Regions from separate parts of the Homo sapiens genome. Here region 1 is linked to region 2. A link is a loop called in an ENCODE intact Hi-C map of the cell type or tissue named here. Cell type or tissue: natural killer cell. All regions are shown on one strand. Links, peaks and the distances in the headings refer to the core of each region. The heading gives the core; the rest is flanking DNA.

Region 1 (10,025 bases), core at 1,541-9,540, 140 kb after region 2:
TAAATAGTTATTATTAAACTCTAGGGAATAACAATGCACATTTAAGTGTTTAGAGAAAATGTGACTATAATCTACTTTGAAATGCATTTTTAAAAATCATATGGTACTGATCAAATAAATAAAGGGATTGATATTTGCTAAAGCCAACATAGTAAAATGTTAATTGTGTAGAATCTAGGTGGTGGGTATATGGGTGTTCAGTGTACCCCTCTTTCTACTTTGTGGCATGTTTGAAATTTTTCATAATTAAAACATTGGGTGGGAGGTGCACAGTGAATCATAGAATCTGAGAGCTGAGAAAGGATTTCAATGAAGCAAAAATTAATAGAACTGAAATGGGACGTAGATAAATCCACAAATATAGTTGGAGAATTCAGCACTCTTCTCACAGTAATCGATAATACAAGCAAACAGAAAATCACTGTTATGGACTGAACGTTTCCTCCTAAAATTTGTATGTTGAAGCTCTATGCTGACTAAGTTTGGAGATAGGCCCTTTAAAGAGGTAATTAAGGTTAAGTGAGGTCATAAGGATAGATGGAGCCCTAATTCAATGTGACATGTCTTTTAAGAAAAGGGAGGGACCCAGGGATGCTTGCACACACAAAGGAAAGACCATGTGATGACACAGCTAGAAGCCAGCAGGCTCCTGCAAGGCCCCAGGAGAAACCAAACCCGCCAAAACCCTGAGCTTGGACTTCTAGCTTCTGGGTCTGTAAGAAAATTAATTTCTGTTCCTTAAGCCACCCAGTCTGTGGTATTTTGTTATGGCAGCCCAAGCTGACCAGTAAAATCAGTAAGGATACACAAGACCTGAAAAACATTATCAACCAATTTGGCCTGATTGACATTTATAGAACACTCCACCCAACAACGGCAAGTTACACATTTTTTCAAGTGCATATGGAGCATTCACCAAAATAGACTATATTCTGGGCATAAAAGAGTCCTCAAAAAAATTTAAAGGAATTAAAATCATATAAAGCATGTTCCTTGGCCACAAAAAAATCAGAAGCCAACAGCAGAAAGATGGAAAATCCCCCAAATATGTGAAAACTCAACAACACATTTCTAAACAATATCTGGGTCAAAGAGGAAGTCACAAAGGAAATTAGAGTATATTTAAAACAGAATAAAAAAATGAAGCACAACCAAGCAAAATTTGTGGACTGCAGATAGAGCAATGCTTAGAGGGGAAAATGTAGCATAAAAATGCTTATATTAGGAAGAAAAAAGGTCTCACATAATGGTGTAGGTTACAATCTTAAAAAAAAAAAAAAAAAAAAAAAACAGAAAAAGAGAAAGAAGAGCAAATTAAAACCTAAGCAAGCAGATATAAAGAAATAATTAAGAGTAGAAATCAATGAAATGGAAAAAACAAACTATAATAGAGACAAATCAATGAAACTCAAAGCTGGTTCTTGAGATCAATAAAACTGATACACTTCTAGCAGAAATGATCAGGACAAAAAGAGAGAAGACACAATTATCAGTATCAGGAATAAAGAGGAGGCATCACTACTGACCCCAGAGACATTAAAAGGATAGTAAGAAGTTGCACAACAATGTGAATGTACTTAATGTCACTGAACTGTACACTTAAAAATAGTTAAAACAGTAAGTTTTATGTTATGTATTTCTTATCACTACTAAAATGTCTTATCACAACTAAATTTTTTTTTGAAAGGGAATGTTAGGAAATACTTTACGCCCATAAATTTGATAACTTAGATGAAACAGGCAAACTCCTTGGAAGACACAACCTACCAAAGCTCATTCAAGAAGAAATGGGTAACTTAAATAGTCCTACAGATATTATGAAATTGAATTTATAGTTAAAAGACTTCCAACAAAGAAAACTCCAAGTCTGATGGCTTCAGGGGAGAATTCTACCAAGCATTTAAATACCAATTCTATACAAACTCTGTTACAACACAGAAAAATAGAGAACACTTTCCAACTCATGTTATGAAGCCAGTGTTACACTGTTAGCAAAGCCATGCAAAGATATTAAAAGGCAAAAAATAGACCAATATACTTTATGAACGTATTAACAGATGCAAAATTCTCAACAAAACATCAGTAAATCAAACCTAGCATTATATAAAAAGAATACATCATGACCAAATAATGCTTATCCTGGGAATGCAAAGCAAATCAATGTAATTTACCATATCAACAAGTTAAAGTATACTATGAAACCATTCTCATCCTGCCCAATTACTGCTTATTCTATGAAACCAATTTGTCATCAATCCATAAGGCTAAACTGACCACTTACTGCTATGTAATTACCAATGGGCTACCCCTTTGATCTAACCTCAATTATTAATTACTAATATAACCAACTAGTAACTACTAATACCAACCAACATTTATTAAGCACTTAGGAAGTGGAGGTATTAGCATCACACTTTATGTGTGCTACTTTGCTCCTGCCACTCCCACTACAGGGCCTATGTGCCTGTTACTCTCTCTACCCAAAATGTTCTTCCCACGTCCAGCTTATTCTCACCATTGAGTCCTCATTTCTAAGAGCACCTCCTCAGAGTGGCCTTCCATCGTGATTTTTTGCTTTTGAGTGCATCATCCTGGTTAATTTACTCTGTGGCATTCTTTACTACTTGAAATTCTTTGTTTGCTTCTTTGTCCGTCTCCTTCATCAGAATGTAAACCCTGTGAAGACAGGGTCCTAGTTGTCTTGCTCACTGCCATATCCCCATAGCCAGAATGCCACCACTTAGCACACAGTTGCCTTTCAGTAACTATGTGGTGAATGAATTACTTACACGGTTTAAACCTCAAAATAACCCTATGAGGCAGACATCACTCTTCTCAGATTTATACAGAAGACAAAACTGTGACTCGGAGAGTACATTACCTATCCATGACTAGAAAATGTCTTAGCCGGGGTTCCTCTAAGAGTAAAAGGTGAGACAAAGGCTTCCAGGCAGGGACTTTATTTTGGAATGTGATCCCAGGGAGCAGTAGTGAAGGACACGGGGAGCGAAACAGAGGAAGAGTCCAAAGAAGGGCACTGTCAAGTAGGCGATCACCATGAGTGACAGATGTTTCTGACAGGTGCTGGAACCTGCAGGACTTTCCGAGAAGCCTTGTGAATGTGTCTCAACTACCATCCCAGGTGGAACAGGGCAGCATTTTTATCCATCAGCTTCCATCCTCAATGGTCTAGAGTGGCCATAGAAAAGAAGCCCCATGGGAGGAACACAGAAATAGGAACAAAAAACCAGCTTACACACCAAATGGGACTCTGTAGAAATAAAATAAAAGGTGAGGCTGAGTACACTGAAACAGTGTGCAAGAAGAAGCTAGTGAGCAGCAGAACCAGAATTCAAGCTCTGATAATCCGGACTACAAACACAACTGACTACACTGCACTGCCATATAGTGCCACGGTTCAAACAAATTTTCACCTTCATGGTGGATTTCAAGTGAAAGACATACACAATCACAAACAGCACTAATAGAAATCAAAGTAGTGCCCTGTGTAACAAAAGTAAATGTAATTGTGAACGAAATATAAAAAGACTGCAGTTTGTGGAGGTTGCAACACAGATCCAAGAAATCCATTTCTAGGAATTTAGCCCAAAGTAATTATCATAAATGTGCACAAAGATTCTGCTACAACAATGTTCATCGCAGCACTGTTTATAATAGTGAAAAGACCAGAAACAATATGAATATCTAATTGGGAAATGGGTAAATTATGTTCTATCCATAAAAATGGGATAATATTCAACATTAAGCAATAGGTTGTAGAAAAATATTTTGTACCTTGGAAAGATGTTCCTAAATAGTAAGCGCAAAATATTCTAGTGGTATTATTATACAAAAATAATATATAAATACTTTTTTTAAAAAAGCATCTACCAAAATATTAACAGAGATAATCTCTGGTCTGTTCATGGGAGATCTTAATTTTTTACCAAAAAAAAATCGATTTTGACAATTAGAAAAAATAATTTGTAACTAGTTACTAATTCAAGAAAAAGATCCATATGGTGAATCCTTATGCACTGAGATGGGGCAAGTCACTAGTAATCTTCGGCCTCTCTGTGAGCAGAGCCAGGAAGTGGTTCATACGCACAGAACCCAAGCAGAGATCAAACAGAAGGTTAAGAAAAAGTCACTTCTCTGCAGGAGATCCTTTTACCTTTGAAAACAGGGATGCTACAAATTTTGAGAATAACAGACAACGCATTAATCTAAAAGTAAAAATGCAAAATACCTCTCTGGCAAAGATAATATAAAAATATAAAGTTTAAGAATTCCTTTTGGGTCTGATTTCTCTTTGGTTTGACCTAAGTACATAGTCATTTCTTTGAGGCAATAAATACTAATCAGGCTTGGGTGACTACGTATTATCCTAAAATAAATATTACAGTATATGTGGATTATTTTATGCCAGGCACTGTGCTAATAAAAGCACTTTACATGTAATACCATCTCAGTGAATTACTATAATAGCCCTGAAGCACGAATTAATTATCAGCATTCTCTAGGTGAAGAAATAAACTAAGAAAGGCTAAATAACTCACTGAAGGTCACAGCTAGTTAGTAGAGGGGCTGGGATTTGAACTTGGTTCTGCCTGACTATAAAGAAACCATTTCTTTCTAATATATAAGAAGGAACTATGATAACTTTATATGTGTACTATTTTAATACTTAAGATATATCTTTTTGGTTCCACAAAACGTCAAGCACAGAATTATGACATGACCTAGCAATTCCACTCTGAGGAATATACCCAAGAAAACTGAAAACACAGGATTTTTTTTTCCACAAAAACCTACATACAAATGTTCATAGTAGCATTATCATAACACAAAAAGTGGATACAAACCAATGTCCATCAACAAATGAACAAAATGTATATCCATACAATAGAATATTATTCAGTCATAAGAGGAATGGATCCTGATACATGCTACAACATAGATGAACCTCAAAAACATTATGCTAAGTGAAAAAAAGCCAGTCATATAAAGTTATGTACTATATGACTCCACTTATATGAAATGTCCAGAATTTAAAAATCCATACAGACTGAAAGCAGATTAGTGTTTGTCAGGGACAGTTGGGAGAAGGTAATAGGGCATGACGGCTTAATACAGGGATGTCTAATCTTTTGGTTTCCCTGGGCCACACTGGAAAAGAAGAATTATCTTGGGCCACACATAAAGTACACTAACACTAACAATAGTTGATAAGCTTAAAAAAATTGAAAAAAATCTCAGAATGTTTTAAGAAAGTTTACAAATTTGTGTTGGGCTGCATTCAAAGCTGTCTTGGGTCGCATATGGCCCATGGGCTGCAGGGTGGACAAGCCTGGCTTAATGGGCACTCCGTTTCTTTCTGGCGTGATAAAATGTTCTGCAATTAAATTGTGGTTGCTGTTAATTGCACAACAATGTAAATGTACTGGAAGTCAATAAGTGAACATTTTTAAATGGTTAAAATGGCCAATTTTAACTGAATAAAAATATGTATCTTTTGGGTACTGGAGACACTAACCACAGGCCTTGCAAAGCTTAGTCCTGTGGGCTGTTACAGAAGCATTCTAGCTGAAGACAGACAGGTAGGGGAGCAACCCAGAAACTCTGCCTGCCTCCACAAGTCACGCATGTAAAAATACACACATCAAAAAGCCCTGTATGGTTCACACCCTTGAGAGGAGGAGCCGCCATATCCTACCACAACATTGGTTTTCCTATGTCTGACTACTTAACTATTTGGTAAACTTCTCAGGGTTCTCACAAGAATGGGGTGACTTGGTGTCTCATAAAGTAACTTTCTCATAAAGTTTTTCATCAGAAAGGAGCTAAACCAAAACTAAGGGCAGAAATCCACAAAAGCACAGTAAACCCATGCCTTGCAAGAGACACCTTGCACTTCCACTATGATTTATTCCTCAAGTCTCTGGACTTCCTAAAAGAAAACTTAATGAAACTTAGATTCGGTGACCACGTTAAGGAGGAATGAGTGCCTCCTGGTGATCGTCTCAACAAAGACTGTCCAGGGATCAAAAGGTTCCAGGTTTATTTTTGTTACAGCTGTTTCCCTACAGTGTTTAGAAGTAAAACACTGGAAGCCATCCATCAATCAGCTCCTGTCCCTAATGCATTGAGGAGAATTCAATGACACTGGACACCTGCCACACTGACCGCTCCTCATACAGGTCCCCAGACAACCGGGCAGAGTGCCTGGCTCAGGACAGCAGCCAATAAACACTTGTTATCGAAGCAAGAGTTATACAGTTTATCAGGAAAATAAGCAGGAGAAAGTGCTAAGAAGTTTCCAGGGAAAAAAAAAAAAAGGTCAGGAAAGAGAAGGACTTACCCTCTAGATACAAAAAATGTGCTCCACATCTAAAATACTTAAACAGTGTGAATTAGAGGGGAGGAAAGAGTGAGCTGTAAAATTTAAAATCCTAGTCCTGAAACAGCACCAAACACAGAGGCCTGCATGCCAGAGAAAAGTGTTTCAAATCTGCAAGTCAGCAAAGGCACTGGGCACCTAAATGTTCATTTTGGTCCCACCACTGTGGTGGCCACCAGTTGGGTTTATACTTCTTAGGGAGATTTTATACAAACATTAACACTATGATTAAATGTAAAAAGCAGTAATTACTAAAAGTACTAATTAGACAAGAAATGTAATTATAATGAAATAATAATTTTAAAAGCCAAAATAAGTTTAAAAAATTATGACTGTAACACACAAATATGGGATAAATCAGTTAACAGTTGGAATAACTCTAAATAAAGTAAATCAGGACGCTTACAGAAAGTTCTGGACCATGTGATAAACTGTAAGAGAGAAGAAATAATACTTTTCAAGTGGGGAAATGCGTGGTTAGTGGCAAGAAAACGTGTTGTAAATTCAAGTGCCTACAGAGGCCAGGCAGGCAGTGAAATGGGGGAGTCGATGGCAAGAAGGTGGGCACGAGCTCGGTGGACGCTGCCACCCACCTAACAACTCGGCCCTGAGGCTGCCAGATCATCCGCCTCAGGACATCACAGACACCTTGAATTTAGGTCTGAAATAAGCCAATTTTAAAGTGCTGGCAAGTAACTCTCCTCTCCAACCTGCCCCCCACAACCTCCACAGAGACCAAAGGAAACGCCTGGGGCCTGGAGAAGCACCGCGGGGTGGGCACCCATCAGCGCAGCTGAGACACCAGAGGGCTGCATGCCAGGGCGAGCGCGGGTAACAGCTGGCCCCAAGCCGGGGTGCCTCCCTGTGTTCAAGGACCCAAGAAGTCGGACTCAACCAAACAGGGTGACAAGTAAGGCTGCCCGAGCTACAAAGATGGTGCTGGAACGTCCCCAGGCCACACAAGAGGGTCTGCCTCCACAGAGTTTCAGCATAGCCTACGTGGGTCTGGGTTGGAGAAAGAGGGCAGGCAGAACACACGCCTGCATGGTGGAGAAACCCAAGTCTGGTTTTTAAAGCTCTGATGAGCCACGGGACCTCTCCCTGGGAGAAAAGCGTAAGAGATCCGAGCAGAAAAACCCTTGCAAGTTTGGGCTTCTGAGTGGCCCTTCAGCACCTAATGGATGGAGGGACTGACTCTGCCAACATCTCCAGCCACTGACGCTGAGCAACGGCCTAGCTGAAGTGGGGAACAAGCCCCACTAAAACCCCAAACACTAAAATTAATTCGAAAACGAGGAAAGAGGCCAGGCGCCGTGGCTCACGCCTGTGATCCCAGCACTTTGGGAGGCCGAGGCAGGCAGATCACCCAAGGTCAGGTGTTCGAGACCAGCCTGGCCAACATGGTGAAACCCCGTTTCTACTAAAAATACAAAAATTAGCCGGTCATGGTGGCAGGCGCCTGTAATCCCAGCTACTCGGGAGGCTGAGGCAGGAGAATCACTTGAACCCAAGAGGCAGAGTTTGCAGTGAGCCAAGATCGCACCACTGCACTCCAGCCTGGGGGACAAGGGCAAGACTTCGTCTCAAAAAAAAAAAAAGAAAAAAGAAAAGAGTCCAACAAAAACGACAAAACCAAGAAGACCACCAGGTAAAATTCCAGTCTAAGACAGCAGACCCAGGACACCTGTCCACGTTCCCGCCCTTCCAAAGTTGTTTCAAAATAAAAGAACCCTCAAAACACCAGCGAAATGTGTCCTTTCAACTGAGTCCAGAGAAAGAATCAACAAATACCAAGACCTGGGGAGGAATATGAACAATCTTCGGGAGAATTGAGGGCATTTCTCAAACTGCAGGCATTACCACTACAGCACCAGTTTCTGCCTGCCCTGATCCTGTTATTAATATTTTTCTTTAAATCACCTATGATTTACATAAATATTTTAAACGAAATTTGATATCACTACGGTAAATGGAAAACAAGTGTTGCTTTCTCATTAATAGGTGGTAACTATAAAAATAAACACACTGGGCCGGGCACGGTGGCTCACACCTGTAATCCCAGCACTTTGGGAGGCCAAGGTGAGCGGATCACCTGAGTTCAGGAGTTTGAGACCAGCCTGGCCAACATGGTGAAAACCTGTTTCTACTAAAAATACAAAAATTAGCCAGGTGTGGTGGCGGGCATCTATAATCCTAGCTACTACTTCGGAGGCTGAGGAATGAGAACCCCTTGAACCAGGGAGGCAGAGGTTGCAGTGAGCCGAGATTGCACCACTGCACTCCAGCTGAGGCGTCAGAGTGAGACTGTGTCTCAAAAATACACACACACACACACACACACACACACACAAATATAGGTTGGTACAAAAGTAATTGCCATTTTACCTTTAATGGCAAAAACCGCAATTACTTTTGCACCAACCTATAACAAAACAAAGTTATTAAAGACTAATATTACTTCCTGCTCTTTTTGTTACAATAGGAAAATAGCCTTTATTAGAGAGGTCTTTCAGACTAGCACCACATCAAGATTTTCTCTTTGATCCGATCAGGAATAGTAAGAACTGAAAAGGGCAGTTTGAATCACGGTGCGATGAAGGAGTAGATGGTGGGATCTCACCACGGGTCTGATTAGCCCTTTCTCTGCCTTGCTTGAGCTTCAGCAGAACTCGAAATGGCTGACGGTAAGGCTGGGAAGGACTCCGGAAAGGCCAAGACAAAGGCGGTTTCCCGCTCGCAGAGAGCCGGCTTGCAGTTCCCAGAGGGCTGTATTCATCAACACCTGAAATCTAGGACGACGGGTCACAGACATGTGGGTGCAACTGCCGCTGTGTACAGCGCAGCCATCCTGGAGTACCTCACCGCAGAGGGACTTGAACTGGCAGGAAATGCATCAAAAGACTTAAAGGTAAAGTGTATATTACCCCTCGTCACTTGCAACTTGCTATTCGTGCAGATGAAGAATTGGATTCTCATCAAGGCTACAATTGCTGGTGGTGGTGTCATTCCACACATCCACAAATCTCTGATTGGGAAGAAAGGACAACAGAAGACTGTCTAATGTATGCCTGGATTCCTTGTTATCTCAGGACTCTAAATAAAAGAACAGCTGTCCAGTGTTGGTGATGCCAGTGGACTATATTTCTGTGAAAAACACAATTTTGTCTTTTTGTAATTCTATTTGGGCAAGTTGGAAGTTTAATTAGCTTTCCAACCAAATTTCTGCATTTGAGTCTTAACCATATTTAAGTGATACTGTGGCTTCAAGGAAGCTATTGATTCTGAAGTACTGGGCTTTGATTGAGCTGACTGTTTTTAAAAAACTGTTTGGATTTTAATTGTAATGCAGAAGTTATAGTAACAAACATTTGGCTTTGTACAGACATTATTTCCACTGTGGTGGATAAGCTCAATAAAGGTCATATCCCCCAAGAAAAAAAAAAAACAAAAAGAAAAGAACTGAAAAGGGAGTCATGACCTGACTTCTATTTCAATGATGTTTACTGCTGGGCTGACACCCTGTCTAAAATCATCTCCAGTGGTGCAAATGCCACCGAACAAGCATGACAGCAGTGGGGCCTCAAACCCTTCCCCACCCACAGTCTACAAACAGCCTTTTCACCAC
Region 2 (10,025 bases), core at 849-8,848:
TCGGCATTTAGTAGGTAGAGGTCAGGGATGTTGCTAAACATCCTACAATGTACAGGGCAGCCGCTATAACAAAGAATGGTCTGGATCAAAATGTCAATGGTGTTTAGGTTGAGAAACCCTGATAAGTATGTATGTAGTAAAGATACAAAAACATGCAAAGGCACACAACACACCCACTCCAGGACAGTGGAAGGGGAATGGGCTTTGAGTTCCATTTCATTTCTTACAAGAGAGTGAGAGAATCAAAGAGTAGGCAAAGCAAACAAAACCCCAATCCCTCTACTCCTGTGATAGTAGAAAAGTGCTTAAAAAGCAGAAAGTTACGGCTCTAGGTTCTAGGATGTTTTGACATGAATCTGCTCTTTACGTAGGGTTAAATATGAGCCTCTATAAACAGGAAATGTTTCCTTTACTTTGTCTTCTTCAAAAGCAATAACCACATATTTTAAAAGTGAAGAAGGAAACAGCTTGCAGTTTGAACAGGCGTTTTATGAAATACTTATTATTAGTTTGTAAGAAGATTTCAAATGAAGTAAAAATTCTTGTGTATATATACATGTATGAATGAATAAATATATATTCATACATACATACATGATGGTTTCCCAACCGAGGAGCAGTAAAAGTTTCTGACATTTTATTAAGCAGAAGTTCCATGGAACAGAAATCCATGTTCTACAGGCATTGAAAGGTTTCTGGATGGGATGGTCAGGCAGTGTCTACATTAGAGAAGCCAGAAGAGCTCACGGGTGGCTGACCTCGGGCACTCGAGCGTCCACAGGAGAGTGTGAGCCAGGCACGCGGTCTCATCCTTGCTCCCGAAGAGCGCCCCATCTCCTCGGGGGAAGGCAAGATACCCAGAAATGGAAAAGCCAGAACAATGCAAGATGATATATAATTAAGATGGGAGCTGTGAGGCCTAAATCAAAAGGACTAGAAAAGCTCAGAGTGGACATCAACCCACTGCGGCCAAAGCACAGGGGTAAGACTTCCAAGAGGATGGGGCTGGGGCTGAATATTAAAAGAGAATGATTTCAACGATGGAGAAGAGAGCAAGCAAGGCATTTTCCCCAAGGTGTTCAAAGAAAGGGGCCTAAGTGGGTTTATACCGCCTTCAAGGAGCAAAGCAATGCTAAGGAATAACGGCAGAGGGACAAAAAGGTAGAGGAAGCTGAGTTAAGAACAGTCTCTAGAGCCAGAATAACTGGGCTCAAATCCCAGCTCTGCCTCTTATTGTAACACCTTAGATGCATTTTCAAACATTTCCATGACCCTTGGTTTTCTCACCTGTAAAGTGGTAATAATAACTGCACCCACCTCACATGGAGAGTATGAGAATCAAAAGAGTTAATTCATGTGAAACATTTAAAATAGAACGTAAAGCCATCTATAAGCTTATTGCAGCTTAGCTATGATTATTCTGATCCTTACTACTTGGCCTTATACTTTATACAGTATTGTTTCTCGTCTTCCCAACTAGACTACAGGATCCTGGAGGGCTGTGATGGATGGAAGACCTGAACATATTTCCCAGGTGGCCAGTACCACTCTCAGCTCACTGCAGCCTGAGCTGACTGCTCGTACAAGTTGGTGCCCCATAAAAGAGTAAAATGGAGAACAATTACAGAGGGGGCATTATGAATGCGATGTTTTAGAAAAGCCAAAATGACTTCCAAAAGCATCTTCATCTTATTTTAAGACTGTTGGCCATTGGAAACAAATGCACCCTTTCTTCTCAGTCTTTGGTGCTCAGAAAGCCTTTATCAGCATGCCAGGTTTTGAAGTGTGAAGCACACAGCAGGGGCACCTCCAGTCTACAATCGGTGGCCCCCTGCAGGCCACCATGCAGGGAAGGTTCTGGGGGAGACCATGGGGTAGGCAGCGAAGGGCGATGTGACTCTTTAGGGGTGCTGTGCTTGGGCACACGGGAGGCGAGGCAGGGCCCACACAAGGACTTACTCAGTGTGCTATGGACCAAGGCTTTCAAATGTTTTCCACCTCATGGCACACACAGAAAAAGACAGATTTGCATGGTCCACAGGAAAAGCCAAAACTGTTTACAGCTGGCCCAGTGGCTTCAGGCCCTTTCCAGTTGCCCCCAAGCGGGGAGGGGACCAGTATCTCAGCCCATCTATGACCATGGCACAGTGGCTGGGAAGCTTTACCCCAGGCCATAAGGAAATACTTACACATTTAGGAAACAGGTTGATTTAACAGGAGTCTCTGACAAAGGGGATGACCTACCACGGAGATCAAGGGCAGAAAAAGACTAGATCGTTTTACTTGAATGAGTTAATGTAAAATCACAAAATTATCACATCTACTAATGTACCTGGTAATACTTTCAGCAACAAAAGTAGAAAGAGAATTAAGACAACCTCCCTGCCTTTTAGAAGCTCATAGTCTGGTATTTTAATAATGAAACACTTTTTCCTTTTTCTTCCAGGTTATCAAAGCACCCTTTGTTAGATCCAGTGGATCCTCCTGAGCGCTCTGTGACCTGCCTTCTGGCAGCACCAGGTCTTACTGACCACTCTTCCTCGACATTCTCTTCCCCAGGCTTTGTGGCATCCCGCTTTCTTTCTAGCCCTCTAGCTACGCCTTCTCAGTGTCCTCAGATTCTCCTCCTCCCACTCCTGTCCTTCAGACACGGGTGTTCTTGAAGGTTCCATGTGGGGAGTGTTTCTCTCCTTCTTCCGTGTTCTGGGTGCCCATCCATTCCTAGGGCTTCATGGGGTAGAGACTCCCAAACTCGAACCTCCAACCCAAACACTGTGTCTCAGAGCCATGTAACCCACTGTCTCCTGAACACACTTTCATCTAAATGTTAAGGAGACACCTAAGATAGAACACGTCCCAAACAAACTCATCTCCCACCCCATATCTCTTGCTGTGTCCCCTGTCTTGGGGTGTGACATCCACATCCATCCACTGCATAAACCAGATCTCTAGGCTCTGTCCACTGGAACTCCCCCGCCACTGTCTCCACCCTCACTCTCACTGCCCCGTGTGAGACCACAGTCCATGGCCGGGGTGGCTCCAGAGTTAGTTCCTAAGATACAAATCTCGTCAAGCCCCTCCTCTACTTAGAAACCCTTTGCTGGCTCCTCATTGCCCTTTTATTAATTTAAAAATATTTAATAACTCATTAACAATCACAAGCCTATTACTTGCTAACATAAATATAGATTTTTGAAATAAAAAATAACCATGTTTTCCCAAACAGAATTACTGAGAAGAGTGGCACTGTTTTCCATTTTTGCAAATCTCTTTAATGTCTGACTTACTAGAAGGTTGCTGGATTCTCCCATCTGCTTCTGCATTCGATTTTGTTCTGTTACTCTGGTTTTTGAAGTACATGAAGCAAATCCAGCCACATAGATACACAGTTAGAAAAGAAAGGGAGAGTACATTAAGGGCCTTTTCGGATGACTACAGACATCCTCCCCTTTGATGCTACTCAATGCATCCCTGTTGCTTTCAGAATCCGACAGAAATTTCTTACCTGGGCTTACCAGACTCCTGTCTGCCACTGGAGTCACTTTCTCACAACACCGCCCTCACATTCTCTACTCCTGCTGGGGAGCCTGCTCTCACCACCCTGTACTCCTCTGCGTGCTCTCACACCTCACCATCCCTTCCCCAGGACAGCTCTCAGCACATCCCATTTCACTTGCAGGCTAACCGGCCTGAATCTCACAACAGCCTATTAGCTCCACGGGGACTGTGATTCTCCATCTTGTCCTGTTTGTAGACCTGGCCTCCTGTACGACCTGGCATATGCAAGCACTCAAGAAACAGTTGCAAAATGGATAACTGAATGGACAAAGACATAGTGAGGCATATTGCTGAGTTAAGGCGTATGGGGTTTTCTTAGCCAAGACTGTAGTTAGTTGGGATATGAAGACCCAGGTGATGGGTTACTAATGAAGGCGGGGTGGAAGGGGTGAGAGGGGTTAAAGCAAGGAGGCTCCCAAAGGACATGCTTGATACCTACATTCTTCATGGACATAGCATCCTCTTCTAATACAAGAACCAGGAGTTACAAAGAAGCAATGCTGGGAAACTGGTGAAACCACAAATGGCAGCTCCTCATAGAAGACAGTTATTTGCAATTCCCTGTGCTCTGTGGAAGCTGCAGCTTTTGGTGTAAGTATGAATATGCTTACACTTAGTTTTACTCATTTGCCTTCTATGCGTAGTGCGCTGTCCTGGGGCCAGATAAGGAGGCTGTGACACAGAGAAATGACTAATTTCCTATGGCCCTGAAAAGAGTTTGGCTGAGATAACAAAACAAACGTACATTAAAAACTAAACAAGAAGCACTTCAGGACTGAACGAGAGGCATCTTGTTAGACTTAAAACTGTAGTCACGTGTCGCTTAACAACAGGGCTTCATTCTGAGAAATGTGCTGTTGGGTGACTTTGTTGCTGTGTACTTACAGAAACCTAGATGTGATCGCCTACTACACACCAAGGCTGCTTGGTGTAGCCTATGGCGACCAGGCTACAAACCTGTACAGCAAGTCACTGTGCTGAATACTGGAGGCAGCTGTAACACAATGGTAGTTGTGTATCTAAACATAGAAAAGACATAGCAAAAATATGGCATCATAATCTTATGAGACCACTGTCATACATGCAATCTGTCATTGACCAAAACATATTGTTATGTGGTGCATGACTACAAGAGTGAGCACAATACAGAGAGAAAAGACACCACAGAGGCTGCTGTCCTCAGCAAAAGCTTTGTGGCAAAACTGGGGAAAAACCAAACAAAGCCCAAAAAAAGAAAACCAAACAAAGCCCACCACCAGAACCACACACAAACTGGCAACACATTCACCACTTGGATAAGAGATGGGGCAACGCGAGGCCCAGAAGAAACCATGCTGCATATTTGAAAGCCTTGGTTCCTTGGTAAAGTCTTAAAAATAGGAACCTTAGAAAACTCAGAAGACTGAATCTAACCCTGTCATGTGAAGTGCCACCCATGATCTTTGTGTCGTGCTATAAAAACAGTGTATTGTATCTTTCTGTGCTGCTTAGCAGTAGTCTCAGTAGGTATTGGAAAAAATAATAAACTAGAGGGAAAGGAGATGATCGCTTGAACAAAGTCCCAGGCTAGTTTTGCAGCTCTCGGTTTCACTTTTCCTTTGTGGTTTCTCACAGTGACCAGTGTTGATGGATGAGATACTTCAAACAGTACTATTTCTTCTAGGCAGAACAGAAGGCAGTTTCCATGGCAATACGATCAGGAGACACAATACATCCTGTTGCTCAGTTTTGAGAACCTTTTGGCTTAGGGGACAGAAGTTTCCAACTATCGGCTGCCCTCTGCCCCGTCTCTTCTTCCTCTGTCTTGCTCTAGTCGGCTGGAGTCCCAAAGGCCACACGCCTTGCCTGTGCATTCCATGCAGGGGCTAAAAGGGTCAGGGCCACAGCTGGTGTTCCAGGGACTGATTGGGGATGGCAATGAGGACAGAAGGTGCAAAGACATCTACAGAGTACATCGGGAAGCTCCAGCACAGCTTAGGATGCAACCCAACAGCCCCTGCAAGGGATGCTTCTACTGTGTACAGTCTGACAGACATGTGTCCCAAGTCTTGTTTACTTTAATGACATTTCTTTTCAGAGGCCTGACATACCTAGCACAGCTGATCTTACTGTGACATAGGTACAATTTTACAAACAGGTTCAGTTGGTTTCAACAGCAGCTGCAAACCCAAGAGAGACAGGTTTTCCCTTTGTTTCAACAAAGCACGGCTCCCAGCCAGTTCCATCTGGGGAGGCCCTGGAGGTGCAGGGAAGGGACTCTGGAGAGAGCCATGGGATGCACATGGCTCAGCCATGCACCAGGGCGTCCAGTGGGTCTGTGCCGCCGCTGCCCTCCAGGCCCCCTGCACAGAGTGGGGTGAGACTCTGGGCAGCTGCGGGGGGGCTTGTGGCACCAAGCACGCTGCGGGCTGAGCCACAGGCCTGCGTCCTGGCTCTCGTTTGTTTTGAAAACGTGACTGACCCATCACTCCTCATGGGGAACTTTTCCTCCAGGGACCGTCAGGACCAGAGGTGTCCCAACCTTTTCCTGTGTTTTGGTTTGGTTTTGGTTTTGGTAGAGAATGAGAATGCTAAGGCTGCTCTGTGAGGAGGAGGTGGTGGTGAGAGGGTGGCGTGGGGGGACCACAGGGTTCCACAGCCCACAGCCCAGCTGCAGGTCAGGGACATCAGCGCAGGAAGAGCATGCCAAGGCCTTGTCTTGCAGCTTCCTCACTCCCTCGACTGAGTGACACACCTGTAAGCACTGAACGCTGGTGACGGTAAGGGCCACACAGCGAGGACTGAGACAGTGGCCTTGAAGACATAAGAATGGAAGTGCATCTCTCAGAGTGTGGATTATCCATTTCTGCATCGTATATTCTGTTTTCCCTTCCTTCATTCTTTTGTCTGCCAAATTTGGGGTCATTTTTTCCTTCCCAGCATTGGCTCTACACACAAATTATAAAGTAAAAGTCAAAATTAAAATTAGTTTTGGTACTTGTTACAGTAAATGTTTTGACAGAAACAGAGGTGAAACTCCTAATTAAAAATGAGACTGGGGATTACTCAAGGTTTCCCCTCTTCTTACATTTCCTCCGTGGAGAGTTCATCCATTTTCATGTCTTCAGTGACCACCTGAGTCTCATTCCCGCACTTGCCTATCTGCGTTCACCGTGGCAGGCGGATGTCCACTTCCCAGCTCATGTCTGGACTCAGCTCTCCTCTGTCCATCAAACCCAGCCAACGCTGAAGGACTACTGATTTTCCCCTGGGAGAGGATCTGCCCGTTTAGGTCCTTGCTGTTGCACTCCGAGATTATGCCAACAACTTCTTGGATGACATGACTGCCAGTAAGATTTCCCCAATCCAATCTGCATGCCACGGTCAGTGAGTGTGCACAAGAAGCCCTTTCACAATGACACTGCCTCAACCAAAAACCCTCGGGCATCCTGTCTGAGTCTGTCCTGTTTTGCAGGTCTGCCCAAACCAGCCCCATCGTAAATTACTTCTCTAAATTACATCCTAAATTACTATGTCGGCTCAAACTGTCCCTGCCACCTAAAGTGCCCTCCCTGGTCCCTTCCATTTGCATAGGGCCCAACTCCTGTTTCCCATCTGTAAGTGGCTTCTTTCTCTGCAACCCAAACCCTCCTGTTCCCCTGCTCTGCTGAACTTCCACAGAACTCAGCCAAGCCGCCAAGTGAACAGAGAATAAAACCCTGAGTCTGGGTTTCCCCAGCTGTAAAATGGAAAGCTGGACTAGATAGCCTTAAGCTAGTTATGAGCTGTCTCTTCCCAATCATTATATTAAAGAACATCTGGAAGGCCAAACAGTTCTCTCTCAAAAAGGAGCCTCAGGCCACCTGCCAGAGCCGCTGCAGGAGGAGCTCCTGGACAGATGCTGGGTTGACACCCCCATGTCACCCGGCTCACACTGCTCATGAATGTCACCTGTACAACCCCCTATCTCCAATAAGATATGAGCTCCTTGGGCAACTGTCCTGTGAGAGCCACAGTTGTGGACAGTGTCCACGTGAGGGAGCAGGTGCAGAGCAGTGAAGGGGGGTGCGGTGGCCTCCCCCATCCTAAACCCACGATCTGCCTGCATCCCCTGTGAACAGGCACTGCACGTGTGCACACACCTCCATTGCTTAGACAGAATGATTTTACCAAATCTCAGTATGGCTAATCTGTGCTCTAATCTTGGGTGGGAGATCGTGACTCACGACTCTGAAAATTCCTGGCCTCTGGCTGCTTTCTCCACAAAACCACGTCTGTCAACCACAGCACTGGGCTGCTGGCTCTGAAACCTTGGGGGTTGCACGAAATCAAGGCTTCTCGAGGGTCTCAGTTTTCCTGAGATGCTCATGGGTACTCCAGTGGTCTGTTCCTCATTAAGAGCTTTTTTCTGGTTTTGAAAACCCATCAGGATGGCTTTTTTTGGGGAGGAAAAACTTCCCAGAATGATTATGAGGATGATTTTTCTAATATACCCCTGGTTTAACATGATACTGCTCCAGAGTACATCTCTAAATTCATTCGTCCTTTCAAAAACTGATTAATAAGTGACAAAAGGAAAACCCAGGAAAAGAATTAGGATTACTGATAACTTTTACATCTTCAAAAAGCCAAGTACATCATCATCATTTGCTTGTTTTCTGAGGTATCATGAGACTGTACCTCGCTCTTTTTTCTCATGAAGACACCAAGGCAGGATGGAAAATAGAAATGATTTTCTCAAGGTCACTTAATGAGTCAGTCTTGGAAAAGGATCACACTTTAGATTGATCCTATCTTTCTGTTCTGAATTTTGTCAAAAAGATCAGTATGATCAACTACAAAAGCACTGGAAACACAGCAGTAGCTTCTGCAAGGAGGTACAGATTGAGATAAACAGCGTAGCTGTAACTTCACTGAAAATAGAGTTCTTGCAAGTAATTTTCATTTAATTTGCAGATTTTTATCAACTAAGCACTAGTAACTTATTCCACATCTGATGCTATATACTTATAAACTCTTGAAAGAAGAAAGTCATAAAAGAACTAGCTTTAACTGATTAGACTGCTTTGTTGACAAGGAAGCATAGCAACTTGAAAAGAATCGTTTTCAAATCAAATTGCACCAAAAAGTGAAAGAGCATAGCCAAAAAGGAAAAGTGCTGAGGAGGGTGCCACGTGCCAGCTTGCTGTCTCTGAGGATGCTCGGGACACATGAGAATTCGCTCCCTTTGGATTCCTGGTGGACTCCTTTGCAACACACGTGCACTGCCCCTACCCCGGACACAGGGGTGGAGACGGAGGTAGAGAGTTTCCGACGGTGCTGCCTCCAGACACAATTTCTTGACTCTTCCTGACTGCACTACACATTTCTCCCAGAAGAGTGACCATCACATTTCACTGTAACTGACGCTTTCTACTCTAAGCTCAGGGAGAGGAGGGATCGTGCTGCCTTGGTCACTGTGGGACTCACCAGAGCCTGGCACTGCGTGTATTCTGCGGAATAGACGGTAATGAAAATGGTAGCACTGGTGAGGCCAAGAGGCAACAGGAAGCTTCCTAAGGAAGCTGGCCTGATGAAGGGGCAGTGACAGAAACTGGTCTGGTGGAGTGGCACTTGCACACATAAAGCTCTACTAGGCAGATCTTGCTATCTAAACCACAGAGGGAAAATCAACCATGCTGCAACATGCGTCAACCTCAGAAACGTGAAGCTCAGCGAAAGAAGCCAGTCATAAAGATCAGCTACATATGCTTCCATTTCTATAAAATGTCCAGAATAAGCAAGTCTACAGAGACAGAAAGTAGATTAAGTGGCTGCCTAGGACAGGGCGGATGGGAATGACTGCTAATGGGGCGCAGTTTCTTTTGGGGTGATGAAAAATGTTCTCAAATTACGGTATTTGTGCAATTAAAAAATACTAAAAACCACCGAACTGTACACTTCGAGGGGGTGAGTTATATGGTATGTGAATTCCATCAGCTGCTAAAAAATACATCAAGGACCAGTAAATACTTTTAAAACACTAAAAAAAGTTATTGAATTCAAAATACTTGATTAATGATAGGAACTCTCATGATTGACAGGGCAGATCTGCCTCCTGGTGCACATCTCAGATGATACCAAATGGCTGTTGCTGGGGGAGGATAAAGAGAGAAACAATTTTCACAGCCACAGAATGTTACCAAGTGAGGATGTGCAGCTAAACTCACTTTAACCAAATGCTGCGAAAGTAACTGAAAGCACGTGTGAGTATCGCTGAGCCACTCTGGGTGTCAGTAGCTTCTTTCCTTGCAGGCAAAACACAGAGGTGATAATCAACCAGTTAACACCGGGCAGCCCAATGAGATGAGGAGGCAGTTAAAAGAAGAGCACCAAGGACTCCTGGGCTTTGCTGCCAAATGTCCCACTTGGCTTGTACCAACAAGCAGGATTCATTCACACTGGGCTTCACCTTAGTTCTGCTTCTAAAATAGATGGAAATTTTACAG

The links. Peaks named below come from ENCODE experiments on the same cell type or tissue, not always from the same donor. Only the 100,000 strongest peaks of a DNase experiment are listed, where the experiment ranks them.
Region 1: a loop joins it to region 2, with 5 times the contacts of the local background. A loop is called at or near these places in 8 of 110 quality-filtered maps.

The regions. Positions count from the first base shown.
Region 1 is chr13:99,214,808-99,224,832 of GRCh38, reverse strand. All of the region lies in intron 1 of UBAC2 (UBA domain containing 2), which reads right to left. It also overlaps the pseudogene H2AZP3. Among named protein-coding and RNA genes, the nearest start is that of UBAC2, 19 kb to the right of the region's middle. In natural killer cell, for the core only: no CTCF peak of the experiment used is centred there; DNase peaks (open chromatin) are centred at 4,092, 5,652, 6,922, 9,232 and 1 weaker place; H3K4me3 peaks cover 1,028 bases; H3K27ac peaks cover 7,252 bases.
Region 2 is chr13:99,351,686-99,361,710 of GRCh38, reverse strand. All of the region lies in intron 7 of UBAC2 (UBA domain containing 2), which reads right to left. MIR623 (microRNA 623) reads right to left here and starts at 5,580; the gene lies at 5,483-5,580. It overlaps FKSG29 (a long non-coding RNA gene), which reads right to left. Exons shown (of 1, transcript NR_024013.1): 1 at 9,684-10,025. RefSeq lists enhancers at 5,314-5,553, 9,827-9,916. In natural killer cell, for the core only: no CTCF peak of the experiment used is centred there; DNase peaks (open chromatin) are centred at 3,490, 4,340, 4,820, 5,220 and 6 weaker places; H3K27ac peaks cover 7,020 bases.